Regions from separate parts of the Homo sapiens genome. Here region 2 is linked to region 1. Evidence: chromatin contacts called from ENCODE Hi-C or POLR2A ChIA-PET data. All regions are on one chromosome and are shown on one strand. The core of a region is the stretch at or near the end of the contact, and the rest is flanking DNA. Distances in the headings are between cores, read along the strand shown. Region 1 holds the start of RFC2 (replication factor C subunit 2). Region 2 holds the start of FPASL (fibroblast proliferation associated lncRNA).

Evidence for each region. Hi-C counts contacts between places; a loop is a spot of excess contacts on that map. ChIA-PET counts read pairs that join two places held with the same protein, here RNA polymerase II (POLR2A). Pooled maps may share reads with other maps.
Region 2: a map with no recorded cell type shows a loop between it and region 1 (13-fold over the local background). The contact joins the promoter of FPASL here to the promoter of RFC2 in region 1. A Hi-C loop is called at or near these places in 1 of 37 single-sample maps with no recorded cell type and 5 of 50 pooled maps. POLR2A ChIA-PET finds 5 or more read pairs at or near these places in 1 of 52 experiments (naive thymus-derived CD8-positive, alpha-beta T cell).

Annotation. Positions count from the first base shown.
Region 1 is chr7:74,250,697-74,257,453 of GRCh38, forward strand. It overlaps RFC2 (replication factor C subunit 2), which reads right to left and starts at 3,703. Exons shown (of 11, transcript NM_181471.3): 1 at 3,575-3,703; 2 at 1,733-1,802. The coding sequence starts at 3,687. RefSeq lists enhancers at 2,735-3,337, 3,338-3,940, 3,377-3,606, 3,941-4,543, 4,017-4,096 and 2 more and a silencer at 3,657-3,776.
Region 2 is chr7:76,316,892-76,324,614 of GRCh38, forward strand. It overlaps FPASL (fibroblast proliferation associated lncRNA), which reads left to right and starts at 1,356. Exons shown (of 2, transcript NR_186616.1): 1 at 1,356-3,556; 2 at 4,828-5,395. RefSeq lists enhancers at 226-1,222, 695-874, 1,223-2,219 and a silencer at 1,155-1,394.

The DNA of each region.
Region 1 (6,757 bases), core at 2,453-4,952:
TATCAATGGGCCATTAAGTGGTCTCCATGCTCCCATTCAAATCCATTTCCCATCCTGTAACCACGACCACTTTCCTAAAGTACACACCTATTAAAACATTTTTTTTTTTGAGATGGAGCTTTGCTCTTGTTGCCCAGGCTGGAGTACAATGGCACAATCTCGGCTCACTGCAACCTCCGCCTCCCGGGTTCAAGCGATTCTCCTGCCTCAGCCTCCTGAGTAGCTGGGATTACAGACGCCCACCACCATGCCTGCCTAATTTTTATTTTTAGTAGAGACGGGGTTTTGCCATGTTGGCCAGGCTGGTCGTGAACTCCTGACCTTAGGTGATCCACTCGCCTTGGCCTCCCAAAGTGCTGGGATTACAGGTGTGAGCCACCACACCCGGCCCTATTAAAACATTTTTCCCTAACTGAAATCCTTGACTCCTCCCTGCCCTCACTATGAAGCCCAAACTCTTTTTGTTTCTCAAAGTAAGGGTGTCCACTCTGTCACCTAGGCTAGAGTGCAGTGGCGTGATCATAGCTCACTGCAGCGTCAAACTCCTGGGCTCAAGGGATCCTCCTGCCTTGGCCTCGAGTAGCTGGGATTACAGGCACTTGTCACCATGCCCAGTTTGAACCTCAGACTCTACAGGCATGTGCCACCACACCCAGCTCATTCTTAAATTTTTTCGTAGAGACTGGTTTCACCACATTGCCCAGGCTGATCTCAAACACCTGGCCTCAAGTAATCTGCCCGCCTTAGCCTCCCAAGGTGCTGGGATTACAGGTGTAAGCCACTGTGCCCAGCCTTAGGTCATCTTTTAAAAACCTACTCAAGGCCGCTCGTGGTGGCTCACGCCTGTAATCCCAGCACTTTGGGAGGCCGAGGCAGGCGGATCACGAGGTCAGGAGTTCAAGACCAGCCTGGCCAACACGGTGAAACCCCATCTCTACTAAAAATAAAAAAATTAGCCAGGCGTGGTGGCGTGTGCCTGTAGTCCCAGCTACTGGGGAGGCTGAGGCAGAAGAATTGCTTAAACCCAGGAGGCGGAGCTTGCAGTGAGCTGAGATGGCGCCACTGCACTCCAGCCTGGGCGACAGAGCGAGACTCCATCTCAAAAAAAAAAAAAAAAAAGGCCGGGCGCGGTGGTTCACGCCTGTAATCCCAGCACTTTGGGAGGCCGAGGTGGGCAGATCACGAGGTCAGGAGATCGAGACCATCCTGGCTAACACGGTGAAACCCCATCTCTACTAAAAATACAAAAAAAATTAGCCAGGCATGGTGGCGGGCGCCTGTAGTCCCAGTTACTCCGGAGGCTGAGGCAGGAGAATGGCGTGAACCCAGCAGGCAGAGCTTGCAGAGAGGCCAGATTACGCCAATGCGCTCCAGCCTGGGCGACAGAGGGAGGCTCCATCTCAAAAAAAAAAAAAAAAAAAAAAAAAAAGGCCAGGTGTGGTGGCTCACGCCTGTAATCCCAGCACTTTGGGAGGCCGAGGCGGGAGGATCATGAGGTCAGGAGATTGAGACCATCCTGGCTAACACGGTGAAACCCCGTCTCTACTAAAAATACAAAAAATTAGCTGGGTGTGGTGGTGGGCACCTGTAGTCCCAGCTACTGGGGAGGCTGAGGCAGGAGAATGGCATGAACCCGGGAGGCGGAGCTTGCAGTGAGCGGAGATCGCACCACTGCACTCCAGCCTGGGCGACAGAGCGAGACTCTGTCTCAAAAAAAAAAAAAGCCACTCACCTCTAGCCTGCTCACGGTGTCTTCATTCCCGACAATTTCATTCAGCTTTACTGGCCTATATTTTTCAACCCTGTTAAGAAAATGCATAAAAATGCTGACATGGTTATCTTCACACTACCCCACAAAAAGCACCTAAGGGTTATCCTGAGAGCTTTGTTAAAAAATTACATACATTCAGTACAACTATGCCAAATGGTTGCAAGTTTTAAATGTAATAAGATGACAGCCAGGCGCAGTGGCTCACACCTGTAATCCTAGCACTTTGTGAGGCTGAGGCGGGTGGATCAATTGAGGTCAGGAGTTTGAGCCCAGTCTGGCCAACATGGTGAAACCTCATCTCTACTTAAAATACAAAAATTAGCTGGATGTGGTGGTGTGCGTCTGTAATCCCAGCTACTTGGGAGGCTAAGGCACAGTAGCTCGAACCTGGGAGGCAGAAGTTGCAGTGAGCTGAGATCATGCATGCCACTATACTCCAGCCCGGGCTACAGAGTGAGACTCTGTTTCAAAAATAAATAATAAATAAATAAAATGTAATAAGATGCCCAAGTGCCATTTGAAAAGTTAAAGGCATGAGAATTGTACAGCATAGGCTTCAAACCTGCCACAGCAGAGAAACACCTGTTGCTGCTGGAGCACGGCCAGCACAGGTCATCTGGAGCAATGTGACACTGTGCTGCAACCCTGTCCGCCCGTCACAAGAGGCCCAGCACATACAGCACTGACATCATTTGGTGTGACAACATGGGTGCAACCAAGCTCCTTTCTCATCCCTTACCTGCCAGTTTCTTTTCTTTTTTTTTTTTTTGGAGACAGAGTTTTGCTCTTGTTGCCCAGGCTGGAGTGCAATGGTGCGATCTTGGGTCACTACCAACCTCAGGTGATCTGCCCACCTCAGCCTCCCAAAGTGCTGGGATTACTGGCGTGAGCCACCATGCCAGGCAAGGATTACCTGCCAGTTTCTGCAGACGTGTGCCAAATACACAGCATAGCTGGCTAGACACCGTAGGCCTAGGCTGGGTACAGTGGCTCATGCCTGTAATCCCAGCACTTTGGGAAGGCGAGGCGGACGGATCACTTGAGATCAGGACTTCGAGACCAGCCTGGCCAACATGGTGAAACCCAGCCTCTACTAAAAACACAAAATTAGCAGGGTGTGATGGTACATGCCTGTAATCCCAGCTACTAGGAAGGCTGAGGCAGAATTGATTGAACCAGGGAGATGCAGGTTGTAGTGAGCAGAAATCACACCACTGCACTCCAGCCTGTGTGACAAAGTGTGACTCCATCTAAAAAAAAAAAATTAACTGGGCATGGTGGTGCGTGCCTGTAGTCCCATCTACTTAGGAGGCTGAGGCAGGGGGATCACTTGAGCCAAGGAGCTGGACATCAGCCTGGGCAACACAGCAAAACCCCCGTCTTGATTTTTTTAAAAAAATTTCAAATGTAAATGTTATTGAACCTAACAGTCAAAATATTATTTTCAACATGTAATCGATATTTTTTTTAAAAGATTGAAGTTTTTGAAAACACTAGGTCATACACTACTATACACAAAAACTTTTGAAAAAACCAACTAGGTCAGAGTAGGTGGCCACCCGGGGTAGCCCTAATTGTCATAAGCATTGTAGTGAGCGAGACTCCGCTCGCAGAGTTTAGACCGGCCACTCTCGATCCATGTCCGTCGCCTTCTTGAAATCATCTCGATGCCACCCGGGGCCTCCTCCTCCCTCGGGATTCCCCAAAACGAGCCCCTGACCCCCGAGTTTCTCCGGAGCACGGCCCGCCACTCGCCCACCCTCACGTCCAAACGCGCCCATTCTTTACGGCCTGGGACCTCACCACGGCAGTTCGTAGTGGCCGGCGCTGCCGGGGGCCTTGCTGAAGGCAGGGGCAGGGTCAGAGTCCTGGGCCTCCACCTCGCCCGCGCCACCACAGACGGCCTCCACCTCCATTCTCGCGCCTCCTCTTCCCGCCACCCGAGGCACCGCCCCTTGACGCCGCCACGCAAGCCCCGCCCCCTGGCTTCCGCCGGGCGCGAGCGGAAGTTACGTACCCGCGCCTCTCTGTGCCTGCGAAGAGGGTTCCGGTGGTGCCCTGGCGGCCATCGCTGGAGGCCGCGGTTGCTATGGGAGACCTGGCGCCCGGCCTGGGAGCGACAGGAAGGCGAGCTGTGGCCGCGACGCCTTCCGAGAAAGCAGGTCGCTCTCGGAACGGACGTTTGTGTGTGGTTTCTGTGGAAGATCCGCTCCGCGGCGGCGTGGGAGGAGCAGGGCCTGGAGGGGTTGCGGCCAAACGCGGGCTTCGGTGTTGGGACACGGACAACGCTGGCGTCCGGGCGCTGCTGGGCAGCGGGGTCCGGGGATGACGTCTGGGGCTGCCCGTGCCCACTTTTCCAGATTGCTCTGAATGTCCTAGTGAGCTGCTCCCGTTGGGTAGGCTCCTGCGCCTCAACCGCGCTCGGTACTCGACGTTTATTATCAGGGAATTCTCGGCTGCAAGATGGGAATTCCACCCCCACCCCATTTTGCAGAGGAGGAAACTGAAACCGTCCTTTTGTCAGATGAAATGCAATGTTCATTCCAGGAAAATAGGGACTCAAGGCCGGTGCGGTGGCTCACCCCTCTAATCCCAGCACTTTGGGGGACAGAGACCGGAAGAGCGATTAAGCCCAGGAGTTCGAGACCAGCCTGGGCAACAAAGTGAGATCCCCGTCTCTACAAAAATAAAAATTAAAAAAGTAGCCGGGCGTGGTGGCGCGCACCTGCAGTTCCAGCTACTCAGGAAGCTGAGGCGGAGGAGTGCTTGAGCCCAGGAGGTGCAGGCTGCAGTGATCTCTGATCACACCACTGCACTCCAACCTGGTCTGCAGCAAGACCCTGTCTCAAAAAAGAAAAAGTAAATACTTCAACCTTGCAAGGGTTTTGAGCATTCTTATGGGCTGTTTTTCTACCCAATCTTTCCTCCCATAGCCCAAATTGTCATAATATTCAATAATGATGATCCCAGAACTTTGGGAGGCTAAGGTGGGAGGATCCCTCAAGCCGAGGAGTTTGAGACCAGCCTGGGCAACATGGTGAGACCCCATCTCTACAAAAAAAATTTTTTAAATTATCCAGTTGTGGTGGTACGCGACAGTAGTCCCAGTTACTCGGGAGGCTGAGGCAGGAGAATCGGTTGAGCCCATGAGGTTGAAGCCACAGTGAACCATGATCAAGTCAATGTACTCCAGCCCCGGGGGACAGAGTGAAATCCTGTTTCTAAAAAAATAAGAAGAAAAGAAAGTAGGTACTTCAGATTCACAAGTGCTTTGACCATTCTTTGTTTTGTTTCTTGTTTTTTGTTTTTGAGATGGAGTCTCACTCTGTCACCCAGACTGGAGTACAGTGGTGTGATCTCAGCTCACTGCAATGTCAGGCTCCCAGGTTCAAGTGATTCTCCTGCCTCAACCTCCCGAGTAGCTGGGACTACAAGCGTGTGCCACCACACCTGGCTAATACTTGTATTTTCAGTAGAGATGGGGTTTCGCCACGTTGACCAGGCTGGTCTCAAACTCCTGACTTCAAGTGATCCGCTTGCCTCAGCCTCCCAAAGTGCTGGGATTACAGGTGTGAGCCACCGCGTCTGGCCAAGCAGTTGGTTTTAACGATAGTATTAACGTATACAGATTCACAACTTAACACAGTGTTTTTCTTTCCATGTAATTTGGAAAAAATGTTTGAATTGGCCATCTCTCCCCTATTCCCCCTTTAAACTGATGGAGCGGTCTTGTCTGTTTTTTCAATCATTATTCACAGGTCTTTTATTTTTCCGGAGGAGAAAATACACACTCCTCTTGAAATATACACTTTTCTTGAAATGTCTCCGCGGTTTTTCCATAGGATTGTTCCTTTGTAATCTTCATGTTTTCCTTGTAATCACTATGACACACATCCCTCCCATCACATAACACAGTTTAGAAACTAATTTTTAATAAGTACAGAACACGGTTCCTTTCATAATTCTCCAAAAACCCCCACTCTACAGGAGGCCTTTTGGCGCTGCTAGGGCTCTCCTCTAACTGATGGAATGCCAGGAGAACCAGAGATGGAGGTGACTCTTAGGGCAAAGCTGCACTGTCAGGACATTTCTTTTTTTTAGACTGAGCCTTTTGTGACCTATTGGACTTGGGCCCAAACAGAGCTCAGAACTTAAAAACTCCAGCCGCTCCCCTGGGACTGAAAAACAGCAATGTTGGGGAACCAGGGAGTGCTGGGGAAACCACAGGCTCTTGTGAAAGGGCATAGAGTAGCCACGGAGAATTCCTCCCAGCAAATCCTTCAAATCTCAGGAAATTAAATACACACTGAGGCTAAGCTCCCAGACTGTCATCACAAGAGGGCAAGGCAGTTATACACCAAGAGGAAGCATGTAGAAAGGAAATAAAATTGAAACCAAAATCCTCTTTCCCCAAATCCAGAGGCTTCCAATCAAATTGTCAGAGAAGTCAGGCAACACATCTTAGTTTGAATGACACCTTGACTTTCACCGTTAGCTTACTTCCTGAGTTATGTTGCAGGATGTAAGGCTGAAAATCTGCTGGCGTGCCAAGATCAGGACTACAGGATAGCCTGGTTTTCTCTCTGCCCACTCCAGCCTCCATTGGCCCAGAATGTCATGCACACTTGATGCTGTTTGCCTTGTTTACATTGAATTTTAAAAGTTCATTATCTTAGTCTGGGCCTGGTGGCTCATGCCAGTAATCTCAGCACTTTGGGAGGCCCAGGCGGGAGGATCGCTTGAGACCAGGCGTTTGAGCCCAACCTGGGCAATGTAGCAAGACTCCTATCTCTATAAAAAAAAGAAAATTTAGGCCAGGTCGGTGGCTCACGCCTGTAATCCCAGCACTGTGGGAGGCCGAGGAGGGCCGATCACGAGGTCAGGAGTTCAAGACCAGCCTGGCCAGCATGGTGAAACCCCATCTGTAGTAAAAATACAAAAATTAGCTGGGCAACAAGAGCGAAACTCCATCTCAAAAAAAAAAAA
Region 2 (7,723 bases), core at 106-2,605, 2.1 Mb after region 1:
AGCTTTTGTCCCCCAACAGCCCTTTATTCAGAAAATGAAACATTGGGTCGGGCACAGTGGTTTTCACCTGTAATCCCAACACTTTGGGAGGCTGAGGCTTGAGGTCAGGTACTCGAGACCAGTCTGGGCACCACAGTGAGACTGTTTCTACAAAAAAAATTTAGAAATCAGCTGGGTATGGTGGTGCACACCTATAGTCTCAGCTACTCAGAGCCCAGGATTTGGAGGCTCCAGTGAGCTATGATTGCACCACTGCACTCCAGTACAGCCTGGGCAACAGAGTGACACCTTGTCTCTAAAAAAGAAAGAAAAAGAAAATAGACATTGCTGAGCGACAGAAATCCCACCTTTCTAAACAGTCAGCAACCTCACTGGAGCTGATTTTTAATTCCTAAATCCAGCCTTGATAGTGACTTGGGCAACTCAACTCCCTCTCGGCCTGGGATTATACAACTCTATGTCAGGAGATGGGAAGCGGGGAGACTGGGTGTCTTTATTCCATTTCTGACATCTTTCAGGACTGATGATGGGGGAGGGCCCTGGCCCTGGCTGGCAGCCACTGTTCGATTCAGTTATCATCATCAGGACCGTGGGAGGGAAGGGTATTGGAGCAGAGGACCTTGAAGGGCGCACAGGAGGCTGATGGGGCTGTAACACCTGGGGCATGAGGGCAGCGGAGGTTGGACAGGCAGGTTGGGACCTAGCTGTGGAGGGCCTGGGATACCAAAGAGAGGCAGGACCTGGCCTCAGTGTCGCCAGGACACCAGATCTGCCCCCTCCCTCACTGTTGCACCATGGCTCCCGCGTGTAAAGTGATGGAACCCGTCAGACCCAGGTAGCCACCAGAAACCGCCCAGCTGTTGTGTGCATCGGGGGCCAGGAGTTTCCTCTTCTGCAATCTGGGAACAACGCAGACCTCCCAGGGCTGTTTTCAGAAGCAGAGATGTGTAGGTAAGAAAGGATAGCCAACCAGTACGGGCCGGGACACGAGAGATCACGTCATTATTCAGATGGAGAAACTGAAGGGCAGGCGTGGGACCAAGGGCCCACCACGAGCCCAAGGCTCCATCCTCCCAAGCACGTAACAAAGGTGGAGGCGGAAGACGGAGGAGAGAGAAGCGGGTGAAGTTGGGAGATAAAAGCTCCCCAGTGGCTGGAGGGCGGGATCTGCAACAAATGAAGCCCCGGGGCCGCTAAGCGGGCCGATTTCGGGGCAGGGACCCAGGCCCTAGCAACAGTCCGACCATTGGCGGAGCGGGGACACGCTGGCCTGTGATTGGCTCTTGCCATGCCCGAGGGGAAGGCGGCCGCCCCCGGGGCGGGGCTACATACACAGCCGTGGTCCCGCCCGGCCCACATCCGGGCTTCCGCGTAGTCCGGGCGCCCTGGCCTCTGCACCGTCCTAGAAACCTGTCTTACGTCGAGGAACCCGGGGGACAGAGGCGCGCCAGTGCACGCCGGGGCCAGGGACGAACGGCTCGCCAATGCAAAGGAGGCCCCTCGGGGAGACGGCAGGCAGCAAAAGGCTTCCTTGGCCGGGGGTCTGGGCGTTTGGGGAGGGGAGGTGCTCAGAGATAGGGCCGAGGATGGAGCTCCCAGGTGGGTTGGAGGCGGGGGTGGCTGGGCTCGAGGACGCTGTTGGAGTCCGGGGTCTGGAAGAGGCGATCCCCGGGAAAGCCAGCTTCAGAGCCGGGAAGGGTCGGCAGGGGACCTACTGCAAGAGCCCCCAGGTTGGGGTAGGGAGGGGGCCCAGACCTGGGCCGGGAGGGATGCTGAATCCCCCGACCTAGCTCTGGGGCTTTGCAAACCAGCATCACTGCAGCATTTTGTGGCTCAAGGAATGGGGCAGGGCGGCCAGACCAGCTGTGGCTGGTGCGTGCGTGAGGCCCTGAGGGATGCGGCCAATGCTATTTTGCTGTTTTGTACTTACTCAGTTTCATTTTGGCTCTGTCGCCACTAGGCGAAAGAAATCGAAGTGCTAACATACCACGGGGAGCAATGATTATTACTCAATGTGGCCCCGCCCCAGCAGCGGGAGGTGGCATCTGTTTGACCTTGGAGACTTGGACGGTATTTAGGGAGATTACATGAAAAAAAGACTCACCCCACAATGCTTGCAGTCAGCTACAAGCTGCCTTGTCCTTCATACCTTTTAGCCTTTATTTCCTGAGTCTATCTTGTCTGTTTCTAATGTAGTCTCCTGATTTAGGGCAAGAGAATATTTCTCACTCTTGGTCTGCCCACTACCCACAATCCTTGTCCGAGGATTTACTCGGCAAACTTAGCAGGCAAAACCCCTTGTCAACTTAACACTAAAAAATACCGTCTCTTGGAAGGCAGTCTGCTTTGATAAACCTAATGGAATAAAAAGTGAGTTTGCTATCTGGCTTTAAAGAACATAACCCAGCTGGGCATGGTGGCTCACACCTGTAATCCCAACACTTTGGGAGACCGAGGCAGGAGGATCGCTTAAGCCCAGGCGTTCAAGACCAGCCTGGGCAACATAGTATAGTAAAACCCAGTCTCTACAAAAAGAATTTAAAAATTAGCCAGGCCAGATAGCCCAGCTACTTGGGACGCTGAAACAGGATTGCTTTGAGTCCAGCAGGTGGAGGCTGCAGTGAGCTATGACTGCACCACTGCACTCCAGCCTGGTCAACAGAGCGAGATCCTGTCTCAAAACAAAACAAAAAAACTGACAACCAATGAAACCTCATCTCTAAAATCTGGCTTCAGGTTAAGTGAGTAAAAAGAGGCTTTCTTGTGGCCAGGCACGGTGGCTTATGCCTGGTAATCCCAGCACTTTGGGAGGCCAAGGCGGGCGGATCACGAGGTCAGGAGTTCAAGACCAGCCTGGCCAACATAGTGAAACCCTGTTTCTACTAAAAATACAAAAAAATTAGCCAGGCATGGTGGTGGATGCCTGTAATCCCAGCTACTCGGGAGGCTGAGGCAGGAGAATCAACGTGAACCCAGGAGGCGGAGGTTGCAGTGAGCTGGTATCACGCCATTGCACTCCAACCCCGGGCAATAGTGCGAGACTCCGTCTCAAAAAAAAAAAAGGCTTTCATTTATCTTCTCAGCTCCTACAAGCCAATGAGTGGTAGGGTAATTTGCCGACCACAGTGGGAAGAACTAATTTAACACCAAGATTGTGATTCCCCTAGTGTAGATCCAGTATGAAAGAAGTGTCTCAGGCATGCTTCTGGTTCCTGAGTTAACTCTAGTGAATAAGGTGGGCTGTGCTGTCTCCCCACCTCCCCCAGGCATAGGGGCAGAACAGCTGCAGACCACCAGGACCCAGTGGGCCAAGTGAGGATGTGAGTCAAAGCCAGTGCTTATTAAACCACCTAATACTGTACTTTTCCCATCCAGGGGAGGCAGGAGAGGATTGAGGAGGCAAATCCCCGAGCCCAGAAGACTCCAGTCAGAAAACAAGATGGTCCCCATGGGTAGTGGCCAATCCCTCTGGCCTTTCAGAGCAGTGGCTTTGGCCTTGTCCGCTTAGGTAACAGGCTCTGCTGCTGGTAGTTGCTTAAGAGCACAGAGTAGCCGGGCGTGGTGGCTCACGCCTGTAATCCCAGCACTTTGGGAGGCCGAGGTGGGTGGATCACAAGGTCAGGAGATCGAGACCATCCTGGCTAACATGGTGCAATCCCGTCTCTACTAAAAATACAAAAAATTAGCCGAGCGTGGTGGTGGGTGCCTGTAGTCCCAGCTACTTGGGAGGCTGAGGCAGGAGAATGGTGTGAACCCAGGAGGCGGAGCTTGCCGAGAGCCAAGATCGCACCACTGCACTCCAGCCTGGGTGACACAGCGAGACTCCATCTCAAAAAAAAAACAAAAAAAAAAAAACACAGAGTGAACCAGTGAGAAGGTTAAATGGAGGAGAAAGCAAAGTTCTTAAGACAAAAAAAGTACCCCAACAAGGGCAGGAAACAAGCTAAATGACATAGGCACAGACAACTGGACAAACCCAGAACGTGGGGCCTTGAGACTGTCAAGTAGCCTGGTCTCAAGCCATTATCAGGCCCAGGCGTGGTGGCTCATGCCCATTAATTCTAACACTTTGGGAGGCCAAGGTGAGAGGATCACTTGAGGCCAGAAATTCAGGAACAGCCTAGACAACATACCCATCTTTACAAAAAATAAAAATAGATTTATTGGAAGGCCATGTTGAAAAAAAAAAAAGAAAAAAATTAGCCGGAAGTGGTAGTGCAGCCCTGTGGTCCCAGCTACTCGGGAGACTGAGTTGGGAGGACTGTTTGAGTCCATGAGTTGGAGGCTGCAGTGAGCTCTGATTGTCCAAAGCACTCCAACCAGGGCAACTGAGACCCTGTCTCTTAAAAAAAAAAAAAAATAGGCAAAGAAATCTAATATTGAAATGCAATTAATGAATTTTAATTGGAGTCTAGGTGGTGCGGGAGGGGGATTGGAAAAAGCTATCAAATGCATTCTGAGGACAATTTGGAGAAATTTGCATATGGGCTGATATTAGGGAATTATTAATTGGGTGATAACAGTATGGCGGTTATATTAGAGAATGTCCTTTTTTTTTTTTTTTTTTGAGACAGGGTCTCACGGTTGCCCAGGTTGGAGTGCAGTGGCGTGATGTCAGCTCACTGCAACCTCTGCCTCCTGGGTTTAAGCAATTCTTGTGTCTCAGCTTCCCAAGTAGCTGGGACTACAGGCACGAGCCACCACACCCAGTTAATTTTTTTGTATTTTTAGCAGAGACAGGGTTTCGCCATGTTGGCCAGGCTGGTCTCGAACTGCTGACCTCAGGTGATCCGCCCGCCTCGGCCTCCCAAAGTGGTGGGATTACAGGCGTGAGCCACTGCGCCTGGCCGAGAATGTCCTTTTTGTAAGGAGAAATATGAACATTGGGAGTAAAATGCCAACAGTGACTTTCAAGGTTCCACAACCCATAGAGGAATTTATCTGCCATATCAAGGAGTGGGTCTGTAGCCAATCACTGTAACGTTCTTTTCAATTTTTGTGTTTGGGATTCAAGTGCCCCAATACCACCTAACTACCCTTTAAATGGAATTAAATATTCTAATTCAAGATATCTGTTTTGGGACCACCAAATTTCAACTATCTATATTTAAAATCACAAGGCCAGAGTCACATCAGTGCTCAAAGGCAGCAAAAATCCTATTTCAAGCTCAACCAAATTAGAAGAATGGATGGCAGTAGTTACCTCTAAGAATGGCAATTAATGGGTGATCAGGTAATGGGCATGCTGGGAAGAGTTTCTGATAAACCAGGGGTCTGCAAACTACTGGCCAGAGGGTAAATATGTCAAGCATTGTGGGCTGTATACGGCCGCCTCACACTTTTGTAACGTGTGTGCACTGCCAATTCAAAAAATAAAAACCAGCTGGGCACAGTGGCTCATGTCTGTAATCCCAGCACTTTGGGAGGCTGAGATGGGAGGATTGCCTGAGGCCAGGAGTTCAAGACCAGCCTGGGCAGTATAGCAAGACCTCAATTCTACAAACAATCCAAAAATTAGCCAGGTGTGTGTGGTGGTGGTACGCACCTATGGTCCCGGCGACTCAGAAGGCTGAGATAGGAGGATCATTTGAGCCCAGGAGGTAGAAGCTGCAGTGAGTTGTGATCATGCCACTGCATTCCAGCCTGTGCAAGAGTGAGATTCTGTCTTTCCAAAAAAAAAAAAAAAAGGCCCCAAGTCATAGTGTTCCTCAAATTCCTACGGCCTTTCCTCTCCAATACTCTGGATAACAGGATAACAGAGTGCCACGTGAGTCCCTTACATAACCTGAGATGTCTTGACTCATTGTCTTGCCAGTGTGATCCAGCTACTCTCACCCTAACTCCTCACTGACCACAGCGCTGTGTGGTTAATGAGAGGTACAGCTTGTGGCCATTCAGATTCAACCACGTTTATCCACATCAGAGTTGGAAAATTCAAACCAGTGGGCTAATTAGCAAGCTGGTATGCCACATGTTAATGTTCTGATTAGGCTGGTGACCACTGATTGTCAACTCCTAGAACAGGGTTACCCAGCTAGTGCTCAGAAGGTTGTTTCTCTGAGTAGGCTTTGGGAACTGTGCACCCAGGAGGGAGGTGCCATTCTTAGCCACTCAAATCACCCAGTGAATCAACATGCAGTTTCAGCTGACCAGAGCAGAGGCCAACGCATGTGGTCATCACACATAAATAGAGTGGAGGAAAACTGCTTTCATGCTTTGCTGTACTAGAAGGTCCCACTGAATTACATTTATGGCCTCTCCACTCTACCCCTGACCTGAAGTTCTTGGAATGGAGACCTCTGATGTTTCACACTGTTATTTTTAATCACCTTTCGGACAAAGTATCAGTTTTTGTTTGTTTTTGAGATGGAGTCTTGCTCTGTTGCCCAGGCTGGAGTGCAGTGGCAGGATCTTGGTTCACTACAATCTATCTTCTGGTTCAAGCGATTCTCCTGCCTCAGCCTCCCAAGTAGCTGGGATAAAAGGCGCGTGCTATCATGCCCGGCTAATTTTTGCATTTTTAGTAGAGACAGGGTTTCACCATGTTAGCCAGGCTGATCTTGAACTACTGGCCTCAGGTGATCCGCCTGCCTCGGTGTCCCAAAATGCTGGGATTACAGGTATGAACCACCACACCTGGCCTAGTATCGGTTATTTTTAAAATTCTAGAATGCACTAAAAAAGAGGCAAAAAAGACCTTTACCACTGGTGCCTGATCTACAGACTGATTTAATTCATGTAGTATGAGGTCTTTTTTGTTTATTGTATTTGAGACAAGGTCTTGCTCTGTCTCCCAGGCTGGAATTCAGTGGCGTGATCATAGCTCACTACAGCCTCAACCTCTTGGGCTCAAGCAATCCTTCCACCTCAGCCTCCTGAGTAGCTGAAACTACAGGTGCACACCACCATGCCCACTTAATTTTTGTAGAGACAGAGGTCTCACTATGTACTATGTTGCCTAGGCTGGTCTTGAACTCCTGGGCTCAAGCAATCCACCCAGCTCAGCCTCCCAAAGTTGACAGGCGTGAGCCACCGCACCCACCTAATGAGAACTTTCTTAACCTTATTCTGCTTCTGCCATTCAACTTCAATTCTTTAGGTTCACCCCTTTCCAACTACTTATTTGTGTGATACTGTATTTTTTTCAAATACTTCAAGTGAAACAACATATCACAATAGGCCAGGTGCAGTGGCTCATATCTGTACTCCTAGTGCTCTGGGAGGCTGAGGCAGATCACTTGAGGCCAGGAGTTTGAGATCAGCCTGGACAACATAGTAAGACCCTGTCTCTAAAAAATAAAATGGCCCAGCTGGACGCAGTGGCTCACGCCTGTAATCCCAGCACTTTGGGAGGCCGAGGCAGGTGGATTGCCTGAGTTCTGGAGTTCAAGACCAGCCTGGGCAACACGGAGAAACCCCGTCTCTACTAAAATACAAAAAAATTAGCCAGGCATGGTGGCATGCACCTGTAATCCCAGCTATTCAGGAGGCTGAGACAGGAGAATCACTTGCACCTGGGAGGTGGAGGTTGCAGTGAGCCGAGATCAAGCCACTGCACTCCAGCCTGGGCAACAGAGCGAGACTCCATCTCAAAAATAATTAAGTAAAATGGCCCGGTATGGTAGCACTCCCAGCTACCTGGGAGGCTGAGGCGGGAACACGTGAGCCCAGGAGTTTGAGGCTGCAGTGAGCTATGATCGCACTGCTGCACTCTAGCCTGTGA